Regions from separate parts of the Homo sapiens genome. Here region 1 is linked to region 2. A link is an interaction called in ENCODE POLR2A ChIA-PET data of the cell type or tissue named here. Cell type or tissue: A673. All regions are shown on one strand. Each heading gives the region's core, and the rest is flanking DNA. Links, peaks and the distances in the headings are about the cores only.

The links. ChIA-PET counts read pairs that join two places held together with the same protein. Peaks named below come from ENCODE experiments on the same cell type or tissue, not always from the same donor. Only the 100,000 strongest peaks of a DNase experiment are listed, where the experiment ranks them.
Region 1: POLR2A ChIA-PET joins it to region 2 with 10 read pairs; 1 of 35 experiments calls an interaction of 5 or more read pairs at or near these places.

What each region holds. Positions count from the first base shown.
Region 1 is chr9:15,133,239-15,138,612 of GRCh38, forward strand. No RefSeq gene overlaps it. Among named protein-coding and RNA genes, the nearest start is that of TTC39B, 170 kb to the right of the region's middle. RefSeq lists an enhancer at 5,031-5,374. In A673, for the core only: a CTCF peak has its summit at 2,131 (motif pointing left); a DNase peak (open chromatin) is centred at 2,093; H3K27ac peaks cover 830 bases.
Region 2 is chr9:14,974,647-14,980,020 of GRCh38, forward strand. No RefSeq gene overlaps it. Among named protein-coding and RNA genes, the nearest start is that of FREM1, 67 kb to the left of the region's middle. In A673, for the core only: no CTCF peak of the experiment used is centred there; a DNase peak (open chromatin) is centred at 3,135; H3K27ac peaks cover 1,198 bases.

The DNA of each region.
Region 1 (5,374 bases), core at 123-5,122, 160 kb after region 2:
TGTGAAAAAATTAGAATTAACCTAAAAATTGTACAATAAATGAGATTTGAGTCAAAATACTCTCTAATAAACACTCTAATAAAATATGACATTTCCATTGAAAGGATGGCAAAATTAAGAATAGGGAGAGATTACAGTGATGAAAAACATTATTTTGTTGTGTAAATTAGAAACTATGTTTCTAATCCTGAAGATGTCTGGCCTTGGAGGTAGGTGAGTCCAACAGGAATTATTCATTTTCAGGTAAGATACCAACGCTTTAGGGAATACATTCTTCTATATAGAAGGTACAAATGAGAGAATACTAGAAAACCATCCTGAGAGAGGGTAAACAAGAGGATATTAGGCATTTGTTACTCCTGGGATGATACAAAGCTCACATGATAAATGCCACCTGAAGAGCACGAGAATGCAAAAGCATACACAGAACTGAGGATTCATGGAATGGCCCCAGAACGGACCTTGTCCCATTGCAACAAGCACTGAAATAAGACCAAAAGAGGAGTTTGGAAATGTTTTGAGTCACCAAATCATTATTAAAAGAAATGCCTGGTACCCCACAGAGATTTCTTTGAAGAGCACAGTGTCTATTTAGAAGTAGATATTTCTATTTGCTTGCTAAAATTCAGTCTCTTTTTTTTATATTACACTTGAAGATGATTTGAGGGAAAAGTAATATTTATTAAGGGTTGCATGATCCAAGGAAAATTTCCCACAAGTAAAATGCACACTGGTGACCCAAAGTTCTGGAAGGACACAAGAAAAGGAGTGCACTAATTTTCCAAGCAAGATGCCTTAGGAAGTGGCAACAAATAATTAAGATGTGAACTCGGGACCGGGCGCAGTGGCTCATGCCTGTAATCCCAGCACTTTGGGAGGCCGAGGCGGGCAGATCACCTGAGGCTGGGAATTCTAGACCAGCACGGCCAATATGGAGAAACCCCATGTCTACTAAAAATACAAAATTAGCTGGGTGTGGTGGCAGATGCCTGTAATCCTAGCTACTCAGGAGGCTGAGGCAGGAGAATCATTTGAACCTGGGAGGCAGAGGTTGCGGTGAGCCAATATCGCGCCATTGCACTCCATCCTGTGCAACAAGAGTGAAACTCCGACTTAAAAAAAAAAAAAGATGTGAACTCGGAGAAAGAGTAATCTCAAGTACAATAATGCCTGTGTCATCACTCCAGAAAATGTATTCCAGAAATGTCTGTATGCCAAATGTATCCATGTTATGTGCCAACTTCTCCATGTCAGAACACAGCCAATTCTCAAATATTTTTTTTAAAGGACAGAATTCTGAATAATATACCTAATTGTTCATATACCTTTGTTTTCAATTAGCAGTCTAGCCTTGGGTTTTTTGTTTTTTGGGTTTTTTTGTTTTTTAAATTCTCTCCTTCTCACTATTGTTAATGATAAAAACCCCATACAAGGCTGGGCATGATGGCTCAAGCCTGTAATCCCGGCACTTTGGGAGACCAAGGTAGGCGGATCACTTGAGGCCAGGAGTTCGAGACCAGCCTGGGCAAAATAGTGAAACCCCGTCTCTACTAAAAATACAAAAATTAGCCGAATGTGGTGGTGCACGCCTGTAATCCCCGGTACTCGGGAGGCTGAAGTGGGAGGATCGCTGAGCCTGGGAGGCAGAGGTTGCAGTGAGCTGAGATCACGCCACTACACTCTAGCCTGGGCAACAGAGTGAGACCCTGTCTCAAAACAACAACAACAATAACAAACTCCATACAAAAAGTTTACATTATTATCATCTTGTAAAAAGAAAAAACCACATACTCAAATTTTTTTTAAATCTTGATTTCTCCCAATTCTTTGAGGGGAAAAATACAAAGAGGAGCATTGCTTTGATATCTTCTGATCTTCTACACACAAGGTGGCTGGGAAACGGAGTCACTTAAATAACAGCTCAGACTGCTTTCCCTCACAAAACAGAATAATAGTAGGAACGTTTCTGTGCCTCCAAGAAAGCAAATGTTTCTAATTAGTGAATAAGCTCAGCAGCGGTAGCTGCTCTGGGTATCAGCGCCTCTCGTTAGGGGCTCTATCCTGTTGACAAGCTAAGCAACAAAATCGCCTGAATTCTGTTTGTGAAGGTTGCCACCTACTGAAGAACATGCAGTACTACAGCTGGCTTCACGGGGAAAGAATGCTAGGGGAGTAAGGAAAAAGCAGTTGGTAATCCTGGGAGCACGAGGAGTTTCCACGCCAAAGAATTCAGAAAGGGGGTATGAACCGACCTGGCAGGGCACAGCTACGGGTACGGGAGGGGTGAGTCTGGAAGGCTTTGTGTAGAGCAGGTACTTAACTGTGCCTTAAGGAGTCTTAGGGTTTGGCAAAGGAGTGAGGGTTTTATACAAAGTGGAAGCATTTGGGGCTCAGACACCGCAGAGAGAAAAGCCACCATAATGACAGGGTCCAGAAAGCAGATGTCACTGGCTGTAGAAGATCGTCTGCAATGGAACTTACGGGAAATGCGATTAGATACTGAGGGCCTTCGATTGATGAATTAGGACTTCTATTAAGGCCTCGGTAAACGACCCTTAATTCAGAACCAACGGAATAGGGAAACAGCTCAGTTAGAAATTACTGCATGGATTGCACACCTTTTTTTTTTTTTTTTTTTTTTTTTTGACAGGGTCTCGCACTGTCGCCCAGGCTGGAGTCTGCAGTGCAGCGGCAGGATCTCGGCTCACTGCAACCTCCGCCTCCGCCTCCCGGGTTCAAGCCATTCTCCTGCCTCAGCCACCCGAATAGCTGGGATTACAGGAGCCCGCCACCACGCCCAGCTAATTTTTGTATTTTTAGTAGAGACGGGGTTTCACCGTGTTGGCCAGGCTGGTCTTGAACTCCCGACCTCGTGATTCGCCTGCCTCGGCCTCCCGAAGTGCTGGGATTACAGGCATGAGCCACCGCGCCCGGACTGCACACCTCTTGACTCTTTGGAAATTGCCTCAAAGGAAACTTCAGAGTAAAGATTGAGATGAGAACTTTACAGGTAACCTGCACCCTGGGCAACCACCCTCCTCCCAGCACTCAGAGCTACAGCAGCCATGGCTACCCCAAGATCTGTCAGTATTGGAGCCCCAACCCTGCCCCCCAGGACACCAAAGCCTACAAAGTACCTCAGTACTTCACTGCTTAACAAGTAGAACATCAACTGTGATACTAAGCAGCATTGATTAATGATAAAGATGACCCTTGGTTGGTAAATTGCATCTGGACTAACCAACTCCATTTTGCTTCTAACCACCAAGCTGTCCTTGTTCATTCCTGGGCATAGGCTGAATTAACTTTGAGAGGAACCTGTTTATAGTTTATAGTTTAAAACAAAGATGATAACAGGCTTTTCCCAGGGAAAATCTCCTTCTTGCCTGGGGACTAGACCGCCTTCGCAGGACTAAGAAATTAGCCACAAGATTAGAAATTTCGGTTTAGGAGTCATGCAGCTGGAGGCTACAAGATTCTGACACTACCTAAGCTGCTCCTAAGAGCAGTGCTTGAGATGTTTTGCAGACCCAGCACTTGAAGGATCAGGTGACACCACCTGGACCAATAAACTGGCTCATCTGATCTTGTGCCTCCCACCCAGGAACTGACTCAGCACAAGAAGACAGCTCGACTCCCTATGATTTCACCTCTGACCTGACCAATCAGCACTCCCGGCTCACTGGCTTGCCCCCCAACCACCAAGTTGTCCTTACAAACTCTGATCCCCAAATGCCTGGGGAGACTGATTTGAGTAATAATAAAAGTCCAGTCTCCCGCACCACCGTCTCTGTGTGAGTTACTCTTTCTCTATTGCAATTCCCCTGTCTTGATAAATCGGCCCTGTCTAGGCAGCTGGCAAGGTGAACCCACTGAGCAGTTACACTATTAAGTTGTTAAAAAAAGTGTTTAGCCACTGTGAAGTTTGAGGCCTCCAAGCCATGTGCCTGCCTAATGTGTTTTGCCTCTCCTTGTACCACATCTGTACTGGCACAAGAACTCACACTGAAAAGGAATGCCTGATGCTGCCCTGTAGATGCACTGTGGTTCCTGTCTGACACCTTCCACGGCAGCCTGGGCCAAATGCATCCTCTGATAGTCTTGAGTCTCAGTGTTTAATTGATTCTAACAAGTCCCCCTTATAGGCATTGCAGATACATAAACACACATTTATCTATCTTTACAAAAAGTGAATCATCCCATAAAGTCTGATTTGGAGTCACTTTTACCACTTAAAATATCATCGCCATTTTTCTGCTGTTAAATATTCTATATTATTTATAATAATTGCATAATATCTATTATGAACATATAATTTACTAAACCTGGTATTGAACATGAAGACTGTTTTTTTTCCTTTTTTTGTTTTTTTTTTAAATTTCAAACCACACTTTAAGAAATATGGGCTGGGTGTGGTGGCTCATGCCCACAATCCCAGCACTTTGGGAGGCCAAGGTGGAGGAGAGCTTGAGCTCAGGAGTTTGAAACCAACCTGGGTGACATAGCAAGATGCCGTCTCTATAAAAAAGAAAGAAATACATCTGAGCTCAGTGGTTCATGCCTATCATTCCAGCACTTTGGGAGGCCGAGGCAAGAGGACTGATCACTTGAGTTTGAGACCAGCCTGGGCAAGACAGCAAGATCCTGTCTGTACAAAAAATTTAAAAATTAGCTAGGCATGGTGGCATATACCTGCAGTCCAAGCTACTCAGGAGGCTGAGGCTGGAGGATTGCTTGTGCCCGGTAATTCAAGATGGTATAAACACCCATCAGGTTCTTCCTGATCACTGCACAAACGAAATCAATTCACAGAGACTATGGCACCGCAGTAAAGAAAGAGTTTGACTGATACAGGGCCAGCCACACCTGGGAGTGGGAGATGGCGTCATTCAAATCAATCTCCCTGAGCATTTGGGGGCTAGCAGCATTTTCAAAGGTAGTTTGGGGGAAGAGGTGGGGTGCTAGGCAATAGATATCTGCTGTTGATTGTTTGGGGGTGCAGTCCTAGGGGTATGGGAAGTTGTCCCCCTGCATGCTGAGTTGCTTCTGGGTGGGGCCACAGGAGAGACTGGCAAGTCCAGGTTGAGCCATCAGTTTCAGACATGCAAAAATCCTGAAAAGATATCTCCAAAGGCCAATCTGAGGTTCTACAATAGTGATGTTATCTGCAGGAGTAATTGGGGAAGTTGCATATCTTGTGACCTGCAGAATAATAGCTGGTAATTGTTTATGTCTACCCCTTAGCAGAATTCAGGCTCCTCTATCCTCCTAGCCTGCTGGTCTCTCATTAGCTTTACAAAGGCAGTTGAGTTTTGCGGAAGGGCTATTACCATTTAAATTATAAACTAAATGTCTCCCGAAGTTAGCCTGGCCA
Region 2 (5,374 bases), core at 151-5,150:
TTTGTACTATCTAAGGAGGATATTACTCCTAATATTACAGTAGTTACACACCCTGTGATAATATACGTGATATTTAAGCGAGATATCACTCCTAATATCACAGTGGGTGTACACCCTGTGATATTATTCATAATATCTAAGGGAGATATTACTTCTAATTTCACAGTGGGGATACGTCCTATGATATTATTTGTAATATCTCAGGGAGCTATTACTCCTAATGTCACAGTGTGTGTACACCCTATGATGTTATTCATAATATCTAAGAAAGATATTACTTCTCATATCACAGTGGGTGTACTACACCCTGTGATATTATTCATAATATCTAAGGATTACATTACAGCCCAGGCTGTAATGCAGTGGCTCCACCTCGGCTCACTGCAACCTCTACCTCCTGCATTCAAGCGATTCTCCTGCCTCAGCCTCCTGAATAGCTGGGATTACAGGCACGTGCCACCATCCCCAGCTAATTTTGTAGAATTATAGTAGAGATGGGGTTTCATTTTGTTGGGAAGGCTGGTCTCGAACTCCTTACCTCAAGTGATTCACCTGCCTCGACCTTCCAAAGTGCAGGGATTACAGGCGTGAGCCACCACACCCAGCCTGACACTGAGCTTTTTCAAAAGCCACTTTTGCATATATGCCATCTCTGGTTGACCAGCACCCTTTTAAGAACAGAATCTGCCCAGAGACCAAGTCACTGGCCAAGAAGGAGGAGACAGAAGCACTGACATGCTCGCAGGGATGAGGAAGCCAAATAACTCACTTTCCTGTCCGTGTTTCTGCCTTCCAAATCAGATGGAGAAAAATGATTTGCTTTGCAACCACTCACTGACCACACATTGTCTACAATCATGACTCTTGGAAATAAATCATTTTCAATGCTCTTTAAAAAATTTTTTTTAATTAAATATGAAAACATTAAAAATTAGCTGGTCATACTAGTGTGTACCTGTAGTCCCAACTACATAGGAGGCTGAGGCGGGAGGATCACTTAAGCCCAGGAGATCAAGGCTGCAGTGTGTTGTGATCAGGCCACTGTACTGCAGCCTAGGCAATAGAGTGAGACCCTGTCTCAAAAGTAAATACAATTTTAAAAATAAAATAACACCTGATTCATTTCTCCTTGTACATTCTTTCAAGGCCTAACCCATGACCTTCCAAGGCATCCTGGGTCAACATCCAGTTCACAATGATCTCTTATGAATTTCAACATTGCTACTGTCCCAGCAGCCTTCGTAGTTGACTATTCCAACTTAACTCTAAACTCTAGGTTCATGGTGCATAGGGGCTACGTTTTCTTTCAACTTAGTCTCAACATCTCCTAAAAATTACTCAATAAATACTCACGTTAAAAATTAGCCTGAGCAAGGCCAGGCACGGTGGCTCACGCCTGTAATCCCAGAACTTTGGGAGGCCGAGGCGGGTGGATCACGAGGTCAGGAGATCAAGACCATTCTGGCTAACACGGTGAAACCCTGTCTCTACTGAAAATACAAAAAATAGCCGGGCGTGGTGGCGGGCGCCTGTAGTCCCAGCCACTCGGGAGGCTGAGGCAGGAGAATGGCATGAACCCGGGAGGCAGAGCTTGCAGTGAGCCGACATAGCGCCACTGTACTCCAGCCTGGGCGACAGAGCGAGACTCTGTCTCAAAAAAAAAAAAAAAAAAAAAACACATTAGCCTGAGCACATAATTAGGAGACTAAATTTTTGAAAGAAAATCCCCCAAACATAAGACATCTCAAAGTCCATCCTGCAGATTATCTAAACCTTTGTCCCCCAATTAAAGAATCCACCTACATTTTCTTTTTTTTTCTTTTGTTCTTGGGAGTGGGGGGCGAGTGGGGATGGAGTCTCATTGTGTTGCCCAGGGTGGAATGCTGTGGTGCAGTCTCAGCTCACTGCAATCTCCACCTCAGGTTCAAGCAATTGTCCCACCTCAATTGTCCCACCTCAGCCTCTCTGAGTAGGTGGGACCACAGGCGCGCACCACCAGGCCCAGCTAATTTTTTTATTTTTAGTAGAGACAGGGTTTCACCATATTGGCCAGGCTGGTCTTGAACTCCTGACCTCACGTGATCTGCATGCCTCAACCTCCCACAGTGCTGGGATCACAGGTATGAGCCACCGTGCCTGGCCCCAGCTTCATTTTCTTTAAATGGCCATACACCTGATAACGGTGGGACAGCAGATTGAAATCAAAATGTTATGAATTATTTAACTTCCATTTCTCTTAACAGGTGACTGACCTGTCCATTGTATCCACTCTTGGAGTTTACGCCTTGGGTAGAAAAATGTGCCTTTCCTAACAATGAAGGAGAGTGTGAGCAGGAAAAAAGTCCACTCTTCCCCTTGTACTTGGCTCATGGGACATACTTGGTTGGGTTCGTTCATTTACTCATTCACACAACATTTACCTAGCTTCTCCAAATGCCAAGCAAGTTAACAGGTGCTGGTATAACAGATCCTCACAATAGAGCTAAGACGGCACTGCTGCAGATTTGCTCCGCAAGACAGGAAAGACTAGCTGCAGGTTTTACTGACATGGGATAGAGCTTCAGGCTAAAAAAGAAGAAAAAACGTCATGGCTGGGCACAGTGGCTCACACCTGTAATCCTAGCATCTTGGGAGGCCAAAGAGAGAGGCTAGCTTGATATCAGATGTTCAAGACCAGCCTGGGCAACATAGTGAGACACTGCCTCTACAAAAAAATAAAATAAAATTAATTAGCCAGGCATGGTTGTGTGGGCCTGTAGTCCCAGCTACTTGGGAGGCTGAGGTGAGAGGATCACCTGAGTCCACTCGGTCAAGGCTGCAGTGAGTTATGATCATGCCACTGCACTCCAGCCTGAGCAAGAGTGAGACCCTGTCTAAAAAAAAAAAAAAGAGAGAGAGAGAGAGAGAAAGAAAGGGAAGGAAGAAAGGGAGGGAGGGAGGGAGGGAAGGAAGGAAGGAAGGAAGGAAGGAAGGAAGGAAGGAAGGAAGGAAGGAAGGAAGGGAAGGAAGGAAGAAAAAAAGTCACTAGTCTTCCACCAGAACGCTCCTAAGTGTAAGGCTAATCTTGTCTACCTGATCTGAGAGCATGGTTGGAAGGACAAGTAAGCTCTAAATTTTGTCTAAGCCACAAAGATCAGCCGGCTAGGTCAGCTCCTCCCCCTTGCTCTTCCGAGGTCCCTGCCCTGGGGACAGACAAATGGACTCTGGGGACCACTCCATGGGCTGGATCCAATCTCCGATGCCGCTGCAGCGCCAAGATCTCAAAGCATTCACAACACGATGCAAGAGACGGGCAGTCACTTCAGGAAAAGGGAGAGAGGAGAAGGTAGGTACAAGGGCAACGGCAGGCGGAGCTTTCCCAAGAAAGGTTCCCAACTGAAGACAAGGCATTAGAAGCTGTGTTATTTCTCCAGGAGGGGATGGGTGAAAGCAAAGACCCCTGATTGTGACCGCAGAAACGCAGCCAGGCCCTTAGAAACCCGCGGCTTGGCCCCTCCGCTGGGACCTGGACGTGGATCCCCCGCAAGCTGTGCCCTGCCGCCAACCGCGTTTCCAACAGCTACAGCGCGGAGGCGCCCAGCTCGCCCACCCACCCTAGGGGGTGCGTGGGAACCGCGGGGTTCGCTACGCGCACTTCGGAGTCCCTTCTGGGCGGCTCGGAGGCCTCATCTCGATCGCGGGCCCTCCAGGAGCTGCCCCGGTCCAGAGCAGGATAGGATGGGGGCTCCCCAAGGGAGGACTGCAGGAAGACAGAACGGGATTTCTTCACCTGCCCTTCATCGCCTAAGAGGGCCTAGACTCTAACCGGCTGTCTCTTCCATGCCGTCGCCACAGTCCCCATGTGCACCCGGTTTGCCCTCCCCTCTTCCTGCCCTGTGTCGCCTGCCCCCACTCCGCCTCCCTGCGTGACCGCTGGCCGTGTTGACCCTGCGAGGCCGGCGCCCTTAACTCTCAGGCCAGCCTGTCCTCCTCTCCCTGTGTGCACCCCAACGCCTCTCAGCTCGGCCTGGAGCATATATTAGGTTGGTACAAAAGTAATTGCGGTTGTGCAATTTTTTTTTTAATGGCAAAAACCGCAATAACTTTTATAACACCCATAAATAGGCAGGGGGAAAGTGCAAGAAAAGCCTTAGAGAAGGGGCCAAGATCCAACCGTGTAGCCCGCCAGGAGTATGGGTTGGCCAGAGGCATATGACATATTGAAGCAGGAAAGGAAGAAAAAAGATTAAGGAGACAAATTGTTCGTGATAAGGGATTTCCTGATAAACTCAGAAACAACAACTACCAGTTAGGGAGCACTTAAACTGACACTATCTCATTAATCCTCACAACGGTCCTGTACAGGTGGTGGTTTTATTTGTTTTTTACCATCTTACATGCCAGAGCTGCAGTTGGTATGCAACAAAGGCAGCATTTGAACCCTGGCCTGCTCATACCAGAGCGGGGACATCCAACTACGCCCACAAAGGACAATGGAGGAAGACTGTGTCATTTGTAATATAAGCAAATGGGGAAAAGACAAAACAAATACTTGTATTATGCCCAAGTTGTAAATTTATAAACATGAATGAAATACACATACAAGAGGCTAACCGTTTTCTTTTTTCTTTTTTTTTGAGACAGAGTCTCTCTCTGTCACCCAGGCTGGGGTACAGTGGTGCAATCTCGGCTCACTGCAACCTCCGCCTCCCGGGTTCTAGGCAATTCTCCTGCCTCAGCCTCCGGAGTAGCTGGGATTACAGGCGCGCACCACCACACCCAGCTAATGTTGTATTTTTAGTAGAGATGGGGTTTCACTACGTTGGCCAGGCTGGTCTTGAACTCCTGACCTCAGGTGATCCACCCACCTCGGTCCCCCAAAGTGCTGGGATTACAGATGTGAGCCACCATGCCCGGCCATGGCTAACCATTTTGTGAAAACAAAGAGAGTAAATGGGAAGTGTCCAAAAAAGAAATTTTTAAATTTATGTAGTTTCTTGTTGATTTGTAAAGGGTGCCATTTGTTTGAAATCATTCTTACACTCTTGGATTAAAACACCAGTTCTTTCACACACTTGTATTTTGAAGGGAGTATAAAATGTGATTCCCTCACACCCGTAATCCCAGCACTTTGGGAGGCCAAGGCGGATGGATCACCTGATGTCAGGAGTTTGAGACCAGCCTGGCAAACATAGTGAAACTCCATCTCTACAAAAAATACAAAAATTAGCTCGGTGTGATGGCGGGTGCCTGTAGTCCCAGTTACTCAGGAGGCTGAGGCAGGAGAATCACTCAAACCTGGCAGGCAGAGGTTGCACTGAGCCAAGATCGCATCACTGCACTCCACCCTGGGTGACAGAGCAAGACTCTGTCTCAAAAAAAAAAAAAAAAAAAA